Linked DNA regions of Homo sapiens: region 2 is linked to region 1. A link is a contact called in ENCODE Hi-C or POLR2A ChIA-PET data. All regions are on one chromosome and are shown on one strand. Each heading gives the region's core, a stretch centred on a gene start or an enhancer-like site at or near the end of the contact. The rest is flanking DNA. Distances are from core to core; before and after follow the strand shown.

Evidence for each region. Hi-C counts contacts between places; a loop is a spot of excess contacts on that map. ChIA-PET counts read pairs that join two places held with the same protein, here RNA polymerase II (POLR2A). Pooled maps may share reads with other maps.
Region 2: a loop to region 1 is called in a pooled map, with 9 times the contacts of the local background. The contact joins the promoter of RANBP10 here to the promoter of PHAF1 in region 1. A Hi-C loop is called at or near these places in 5 of 50 pooled maps. POLR2A ChIA-PET finds 5 or more read pairs at or near these places in 2 of 52 experiments (GM12878 and activated B cell).

Annotation. Positions count from the first base shown.
Region 1 is chr16:67,107,510-67,112,127 of GRCh38, reverse strand. PHAF1 (phagophore assembly factor 1) reads right to left here and starts at 2,187. Exons shown (of 16, transcript NM_025187.5): 1 at 1,889-2,187. The coding sequence starts at 1,952. RefSeq lists a silencer at 2,052-2,311 and enhancers at 1,871-2,612, 2,613-3,355.
Region 2 is chr16:67,804,749-67,809,366 of GRCh38, reverse strand. It overlaps RANBP10 (RAN binding protein 10), which reads left to right and starts at 2,807. Exons shown (of 14, transcript NM_020850.3): 1 at 2,807-3,065; 2 at 3,828-3,939. The coding sequence starts at 2,831. It overlaps TSNAXIP1 (translin associated factor X interacting protein 1), which reads right to left and starts at 2,478. Exons shown (of 16, transcript NM_001288990.3): 1 at 2,171-2,478. The coding sequence starts at 2,217. RefSeq lists silencers at 2,249-2,368, 2,869-3,088 and enhancers at 2,509-2,738, 2,444-3,063, 3,064-3,684.

The DNA of each region.
Region 1 (4,618 bases), core at 938-3,437:
AGAAGCTGTCAAGGAGAGGGGAGGAAAGGAGTTAACCAGAAGCCAAACAGCATTAGCATGGTATCACCAGCCTTCCAACCAAGCTCTTAGTGCTTCACGAGAGAATGGAGCATTTTGTACCAGCTAATATTTTGGAAAGAACTCTGCAGGAGTGGTGTTAAGTTATGAAAGAATTTGGCCAACTCCCCTAAATTAAACCGGCTTTTATGGTTGGGCATGGTGGCTCACACCTGTAATCCTAGCACTTTGGGAGGCCAAGGCGGATCACTTGAAGTCAGGAGTTCGAGACCAGCCTAGCCAACATGGCGAAACCCAATCTCTACTAAAAATACAAAAATTAGCCGGGTGTGGTGGCAGACGCCTGTAATCCCAGCTACTAGTAGGGAGGCTGAGGCAAGAGAATTGCTTGAACCCGGGAGGCAGAGGTTGCAGTGAGCCGATATTGTGCCACTGCACTCCAACCTGGGCAACAGAGTGACTCTGTCTTAAAACAAAACACCAACAACAAAAACTAGCTCTTACAACACACAGGACATATGTAGCCACTAAGCATCAGCAGGGCCTTACCAGCAATCTGTACCACCTGGTTTCTCCAACACACTGTCTCCACAGACATAAGTCTTCCAGAGTCAAGGATAATTTATAATCCAATGGAGCAGCTGATTTAGTCCAGTAGCTCACACTAGAGTGACTAAAGTTCAGGCCTGCACAAACAAACAGCACCAACACCTACCCCACCCCCTTTTCTTAGTGCTGGGACATCAAAGTAAACACACAGGGGTTACTGAATGCAAACATCCTTGTACACATAAAAGTAGTGATGCTGGAAATGGAGAGGGTGAAGGGAGAAGGCTGGGCCAGCAAACCCCAAAACGACCAAACTGCATTTTTTAGAAACTAAATGTTACTTCTCCCTAACTCCTATTTCATCCAACCTTCACCTGTCACAACTGAGGTCTGGGTTTAGGATTACAGCATCCGATACAGACTATATTTCAAAAGAGAGAGAAGCGGGGCCGGGTGCAGTGGCTCACGCCTGTAATCCCAGCACTTTGGGAGGCCGAGGTGGGCGGATCACGAGGTCAGGAATTCGAAACCAGCCAGCCTGGTCAACATGGTGAAACCTCGTCTCTACTAAAAATACAAAAATTAGCCGGGTGTGGTGGCGCGTGCCTGTAATCCTAGCTACTGGGGAGGCTGAGGCAGGAGAATCGCTTAAACCCACGAGGCGTTAAGTTGCAGTGAGCCAAGATCACGCAACAGCACTCCAGCCTGGGCGACAGAGCGAGACTTCGTCTCAAAAAAAAAGAAAAAAAAGAGAGAAGCAAGTCAGCTGTTCCTTTAATACACACAAACTCAACTCCCTTGACCAGAGCCCCAACATCTGATCATGGGTTCCAAGCCTAGGTTTCCCCTCCTAAAAAGGGGAAGGAAGCCACAGCCCAGAAAAGCAGTGGGAGACAGACCACAGGCCACAGTGATGATCAGAGGGGTCAGCCACTTCTCAGCCATTATTTAGTCTGTAAAATGGAAATGGGAATAACAACAGTACCTATCCTCAGGTGCCGGCGAGGGGTACTAGAGAGAATTACGTCCAAAAAGAGCAGGGCCGGGCATTAGGCATTTGGGGAGAGCAAGCTATTATTGTCTTTACTACTACTGTTCCACCGTCCCAGAAGAGACCCTGCTGAGACCCGAGACGAGCAACTGACAGGCAAATCGGGCCAGTTGGAGCGGGTATCTAGTGCCTGGAGCCCAGCGAGCCGAGAGGACGAAAGAGGTGAGGAGCTGCGGGCGCAGGGGCGTGAGAGACTGAGAACAGGTGGGAAGAGCCCAGGAGAAAGCAAGGATCAGCGAATGGGGTCCTGACAGAGGACCCCAAACTCACCCAGCGTGAATTCCCATTGCTCGTTCCCCAGAGAGCGTTCGGGCACTACCTCCAGGTCCAGCATTGGTTCGGCTCGCCTGGCCCGGGCGGCCTCCCTGCGGCAGCGCAGAAGGGACCCGAGCTAAGGAGACAAAGCAGCGGCTGACAGGCCGCCCCCGCCGGCCCGCCACAGCCCCGCTTTCCACCTCCTCCCCGGCGGCAGCGGCAGCAGCACCGGCCCAACACCACACCTCACCTCACTTCACCTCACCTGCAGCAGCCGCGGCAGCGGGGGCAACGACGGCGGCGGGCGCGACTGCAGTAAAAGTGGCGTGCCGGGCCGTAAAGCGCGGGGAGGGCCGGGCGAAGGCGGGAGTGCCAGCGCGAGGGAGGAGCCTGGGGCGGAGCCGCGCACGCGCAAACTGCGGGTCCCGCCGCCGTCTCTGCGGAGGCTGAGTCGGGCAGGGCTGTAACGTTGGGAACTGTTCGGGCTCTAGGAGCAAGGAGCCCAGTACTTCGTGAGCCCCTACATCTGTGCACCACAGCACACACACTTCACATATCTACATAAAGAAGGGTTCACCACACAACACACACGTCACACAGCTGCACAAGACCCGTCTGCTGTCTACACACACGTCCCACTCACGTTCACTGGTAGCAGAAGGCAAGTACAGAGGGCACGCTGAGGCCCAGCAGGAGGGAGGACGCGGAGTCCCTAAGCCTCACGGCCCCCACCGTCTCCGTTGGGGCCGGAGGTGACGCTGGCCGCAGCAGCTTTTAGTTGTTCAGGAATGACGGCCCCACCCAGTCGCCCCTGGGGCAAGGGTCGAACCGTAAGCGAGTGAGGACTGTGGGCGTTAGGGGTCGGAATTGGTTCGGGGAGAGGACTGGGTAGAAGAGGAAGGGGCCAGGCCAGGCCTCCCTGCTGACCACATCCAAATGTGCGCAGTCCCCCGGGACCAGGATCCGAAGCCGCCGGCAGCAGCGTGGACCAAAGCTGTGGGGGTCTTGATCAACCCCTTGGCGCTTTCTGTGCCACAGTTTTCCTAATCTGCAAGGGACAGGAAGGTTCCTCTAGCAGGTTCAGCCTGAGGTTTTGGCCCGTGCCCCGGGACACCCTGAAACTAAAGGACAGCCGAGGCCTATGCTGATGCCAAGCCTTCACGGAGGCAGTCTCTGGGTTCTCACAACCAACCTGAGATGCGAGATTATACCGACTTTACATAGGCGAATACATGAGGCCCAGAGATGTTAAAGACCCAAGGCTCCTTGGTTCTAGGCGCAGAACCCAAGTCCTTTCCATTACATTGCCCCTGGAAGAAGGTTTTCAGTAGGGGAGAGAGTGGCATACTAAATTCTCAAACTGGCTTGATACTAGCGTTTCTTTGGAGGCTCTATCAAAATTTGAAGTCGCTGTTTGATTAAAATGAACTACATGGAGAAGGTTGTCCACTGCAGCATTGTATGCCAAAACAACAGAACTGGGTCACTGAGATGTCCAGTAGGGAAGTGGCTAAATAAACCGTGATATAGATAGATAGATAGATAGATGATAGATAGATAGATAGATAGATAGATAGATAGATAGATAGATAGAGATATGTTTTTAAAGGTGAATGCTGAGAGCAGTGCTCACAGCGGTAATACCAGCACTTTGGGAGGATGAGGTGGGAGGATCGGTTGAGCCCGGGAGTTGAGACCAGCCTGGGCAACATAGCAAGACCCAGTCTCTATTAAAAAAAAAAATTAGCTGGTGTCATGGCAGTAGGTTGGGCCAGGAGTCCTAGCTACTCAAGAGGCTGAGAGGTGGGAGGATAGCTTGAGGATAGCTGCAGTGAGCTGTGATTATTGAGCCCCGGGGCTCCAGCCTGGATGACAGAGCAAGATCCTGTCTCTAAATAAATAAATAAATAATAAAAAGTGAAGTAGGTCTCTATGTTGATGTGGAAGGAACTCCAAGAGAAAAAAGCCAGGTGCAGAAGTATGCATACCATGACCACCCACCACCCCCCTCCCCCGGCCTTTTTTTCTGTAAAAACAAAAATAAAAGAAACAGTGGCTGTACCAAAAAGAAAGAACATTTCTGGAAAAATAAAACATTGTCAATCATACCTAATAGAGTGGCAGAGGACAGGAATCAGGGGGTCATTATTCCTTATCATGACAAGCATTAAAGATATGTTTAGAAAAGCCTAGTTGGGCAGCTGGGCTAGATAGCTTGGGAAGGAAATCTGGGGAAAAATCTTAAGATTGGTGAGGAGCAATCTTAGTCAATTAAAAGTGTCTGGCTGGGCGCGGTGGCTCACGCCTGTAATCCCAGCACTTTGGGAGGCCGAGGCAGACAGATCACCTGAGGTCAGGAGTTTGAAACCACCCTGGCCAACATGGTGAAAACCCGTCTCTACTAAAAATAGAAAAAATAGCTAGGTGTGGTGGTGCATGCCTGCAGTCCCAGCTACTTGGGAGGCTGAGGCACGAGAATCACTTGAATCCAGGAGGTAGAGGTTGCAGTGAGCCAATTATCACCCCACTGCATGCCAGCCTGGGCAACAGAGCAAGACTCTCTCAAAACTTGGAGGGGACTTATTTCTGGAGGAGAAAGATGGGTGGGGCCTAAATTGGGGTGGGATAAGCCCAGTGGGGTTGTGGGATAAGCCCAGTGGGGTTGTACCAGAGGCAAGACAAAGAAGAAACCACATCATTCTGGATAACAAAGTGAAAAGGATTTCTAATTTGGGTAACCCCCAA
Region 2 (4,618 bases), core at 1,558-4,057, 700 kb before region 1:
CCTCCCGAGTAGTTGGGACTACAGGTGCAAGCCACCACACCTGGCTAATTTTTGTATTTTTAGTAGAGACAAGGTTTTACCATGTTGGCCAGGATTGTCTCGATCTTTTGACCCCGTGATCCGCGCACCTTGGCCTCCCAAAGTGCTGGGATTACAGGCGTGAGCCACCACGCCCGGCCATTTTTTTTTTTTTAATAGACAGGGTCTTGCTTTGTTGCCCAGGCTACAAGGCACTAGTGTGATCACAGCTCACTACACCCTCTCGAACTTCTGGGTTCAAGTAATCCTCCTGCCTCAGCCTCCTGAGTAGCTGAAACTTTTATTATTATTATTATTATTATTTGTAGGGACAGGGTCTTACTATGTTTCCCAGGCTGGTCTTGAATTCCTTACCTCAAGTGATCCTCCCACCTTGGCCTCCCAAAGTATTGGGATTACAGGCATGAGCCATCATGACCAGCCCTGTGCTTCTTTCTTAAAATGAATGGGGATTCTCTTTCTGGGTCTGCTTCATATCCTTTTCATAGAGAATGGCAGTTTACTAAATTAATCCTGTGCTGGGTAACAATTCTCTTTCTCTCTCTCTCTTTTCTTTTTCCTTTTTTTTCTTTTTTCTTTTTTTGAGACGGAGTCTCACTCTGTCGCCCAGGCTAGAGTGCAGTGGCGTGATCTTGGCTCACTGCAACCTCTGCCCTCTGCCTCCCTGGTTCAAGCGATTCTCCTGCCTCAGCCTCCCAAGTAGCTGGGAATACAGGTGCCTGCCACCATGCCCGGCTAAATTTTTTTTTTTTTTGAGACGTAGTCTCGCTCTGTTGCCCAGGCTGGAGTGCAGTGGCAGGATCTCGGCTCACTGCAAGCTCTGCCTCCCAGGTTCATGCCATTCTCCTGCCTCAGCCTCCCGAGTAGCTGGGACTACAGGTGCCCACCCCCATGCCTGGCTAATTTTTTGTATTTTGTAGAGACCGGGTTTCACCACGTTAGCCAGGATGGTCTCGATCTCCTGACCTAGTGATCCCCCCGCCTCGGCCTCCCAAAGTGCTGGGATTATAGGCGTGAGCCACCGTGCCTGGCCTCTTAGGGGCTTTTGTAGGCTTTTCTCTGTCAAGGCAGCAGACCCTGAAGAGTTTAGGTGGGATTGGGTGGTGTTTTTTTTTTTTTCCCCCACTGGGAATGAGTAGAAGGGGGGACACTACATTCATTCAACACTTACTGGGTGCCTATTACATACAAGAGCTGTGTCAAGAGCTTCACATATTCTGCCTAAATGTTCCCAACAATGTTTGTGGGGTGGGCTGTATCATTCCCATGTTTGAGATATATAAGCTGAGGCCTGGAACTTGAAGGGCCCTGTCTGAAGTCCCAAAACTAGAAAACGATTTAGCCAAAATTTTTGTTTTAATCCGTATGTATGGCTCTCCAGGCTGATGGAGCTGGTCATATTTTGCAGTACCCAGAGGCTATACACCTGAGTACAGGCAGAAGCTACCCAGAGGATGATCTCTCCAGGCTTCTAAAGTATTTCTTTACTTGTTCAATGGTAATATTACTACTTTATACAGTTGTTGTGAGGATTAAATATGGTACGTAGGCCGGGTGTGGGGGTTCACGCTTGTAATCCCAGTTTGAGAGGTCGAAGTGGGAGGGTCGCTTGAGTCTAGGAGTTCGAAACCAGCCTGGGCAACGTGGTGAAACCTCGTCTCTACAAAAAACAAACGAACAAAGAAACACCCAAAAATTAGCCAAGCGTAGTGGCGCATGCCTGTAGTCCCAGCTACTCGGGAGGCTGAGGTAGAAGGATCGCTTGAGCCCGGGAGGTCGAGGCTGCAGTGAGCCGTAGTAGTGCCACTGCACTCCAGCCTGGGCGACAGAACGAGATCTTGTCTCAAAAATAAAATATTTAAAAATGTGGTATATAAAGCATTTGGCATATAGTACATTCAATACAAGCTGGTTGTTACTAGTAATGATAAAGTGCGCCTACCGTTTTGCTAGCACGTAACGTCTTCACTGGGCTAAATCAGCCCGATTCTAACCATTGACTCTGTGGTGCTGGAGCCCTAGATCAATGGTCAGAGGCCAGCAGGAGGTGCAGAGGTCCGGATCAAGTGCCATTTCCCTCTCTAGAAGTACTCAAACCCTCATCTCTGCCCTCATCCCTGCCAGCGCCTACCTCGACGCGGACGAGAAGCTGTGGTACCGCGACTGCTGGCAGGCCATGACCCACGGGCAGGCGGGCAATCAGCACCCGCGGCCTGGGAAGCTGTGGTAGCGTACAGCCGGTCGCCATGGCGACCAGGCCCCAGAGGCCCCCCCGCGGCGGGGGCGGAGTCAGGGATGCGCCACGCCCCCGAGCCTAGCGCCCGCGGGCTGGGAGTAGGACAAAGTAGCAAAGGTGGACTGGGACCCGGCAGCGGGTGCCCTGAGAGTCAACCACTACAGCCGATTTGACCCCAGGTACCAGAACTGAGGCAGGGGGATGAACAGAGGCCATGGGGAGGGAAGTGTGCTGAGAGGCCGGAGCCGCTTTGCCGGCGGGAATGGTAGTTTTCGGTGTCCCGACGTCTCGATGGGACAGGCTTATGGCTGAGGACGGTTATACTACATCTCCCAGAATTCTCTACCAGCCCGAGTTGCTCCGCCTCTCGAGAGCTCTGCATTGTGGGGTATGGAGTTCGAAATGTGGTAAGGCGTGTCAGTGTCCAAAGAGGGGTGCCGGACTCGGACTCGGTTTCCCTGCGGCCCAGGGAGGCTCACGGGCCATTGGCTGAGCGGGGCGGATCTGGTCCCGCTCCTCCCCGCCCCCAGTGACACAATAGTAGCTCCCTCCAAGATGGCGGCAGCGACGGCAGACCCGGGAGCTGGGAACCCGCAGCCTGGGGACTCCTCCGGCGGGGGCGCTGGGGGCGGGCTGCCGTCCCCTGGGGAGCAGGAGCTGAGCCGGCGCTTGCAGCGCCTGTATCCCGCGGTCAACCAGCAAGAGACTCCGCTGCCGCGCTCCTGGAGCCCCAAGGACAAATACAACTACATTGGTCTCTCCCAGGGCAACCTCCGCGTCCACTACAAAGGTATCGGCCCGTCAGGCTGGGGGGAATTAAGGCTAGAGCGTCCGTGGGGTGGCTCTGCTGCCAGGCCCCCGCCCTATCACCTCCCTTTCCCTGCCTAGGTGCTCCAAGTTAGGGCTTGGCCCTTTCAGGATGTCCAGGGTGGTGAGGCTGAACAGGCCGAGGGCTGACTGCCTGTTCTCTGTCCTGAGACACCTGCCGTCAAGAGAACCGCAACAGGTGTCCAAACCCAGTGCTGGGCCGGACCTTCCACTCCAGGGCCTCCGTGCTTATCCTAGGCTGGCGCCAACGGCAGCGGGACCTTTCGCCACTGCTTAGAAGAAAGGGGTGGTCACATACCTACCATTAGCGTGAGACTCATGGGCTTCCCCACCTGCCAGGCATCCTAGACTGAGCCTGGGGTTCCGTGCTAGAGTTTGGGGGGTGTCTTCCAGGTCGGCCTCATCCTTCTTCCCCTGGCCTCCCAGGTGGGCTGCCTGGATTCTAGAGAGGCTGCCAGCAGCACTTGAGTATCTCTCACATTGCCTCTACCCTTGTTTTGTTTGTATGGGCAGTGTCTCAGGCAGGACTGCTGTTCTCAGGAGGAGGTGAGGCAAAGGTGGAAGGTTTAAGTGTTTATTCAGTTGTCTAATGATTCCTCGGCCTGTGTAAGTGCGTCCTCTGGCCACAGAGGAGTGGAGTTGTCATGGAGGAGTTGCAGAGAAAAATGAGGCTTCCATTTGCATTTCCTTCTGCTGAAATTTCTTACTTGCCCTCTCCTGTTAGGTCATGGCAAAAATCACAAAGATGCGGCCTCAGTGCGTGCCACCCACCCCATACCTGCTGCCTGTGGCATTTATTACTTTGAAGTGAAGATTGTCAGCAAAGGAAGAGATGGGTAAGCCCTTCATGACCACCCTCTTTCCCTGATCATGGAGCTGATCCCTGTGGTCAGAGTTCAGGTCCTTTGGCTGGCACTTGTTGCTGATGTGAGCTGGGGAGCCGCATGGGTCTGGGCTGCCATTATTTCCTGACTGTGGGCATGGTCTGGTCTAAGCAGCAGATCTTGATGGCCAGTGGGTGTGTTGGGGGTAAAGCAGGGATTATTTTTAGTGATGATGTAATTTGATACCTAGAAGGTTAGGCAAACAAGTAACAAGTTTACTTTAAAAATTTAGTGTCCAGAATGGAGTTTCCCTCATGAGCATGTGGTGTTTTTGTGACTTCCTTCCTTTCACATTCTTGCTGTATTCATGAGGTTCTTTTTTATGGCATTTAGTCATGTGGAGGCCCTGGTAGCCTTCAAAGAGATAGTAGAGTCTTTGCAGCATTCATGAAAGCTTCTGTGGCCACCGGCCTGTCATCTCAGGGTAAACAGCATACACATGATCAGAATCAGGTGACCTTGCTGCTCATAAACTTGTTTTTCAGTCCAAGGACTTGAACACTACTAGTTGGATCAACTTTAGGAAGGTCCTCATTAAAGTCAGCATTAGGAGCCAGGCACGGTGGCTCACGCCTGTAATCCCAGCAATTTGGGAGGCTAAGATGGGCAGATCACCTGAGGTCAGGAGTTG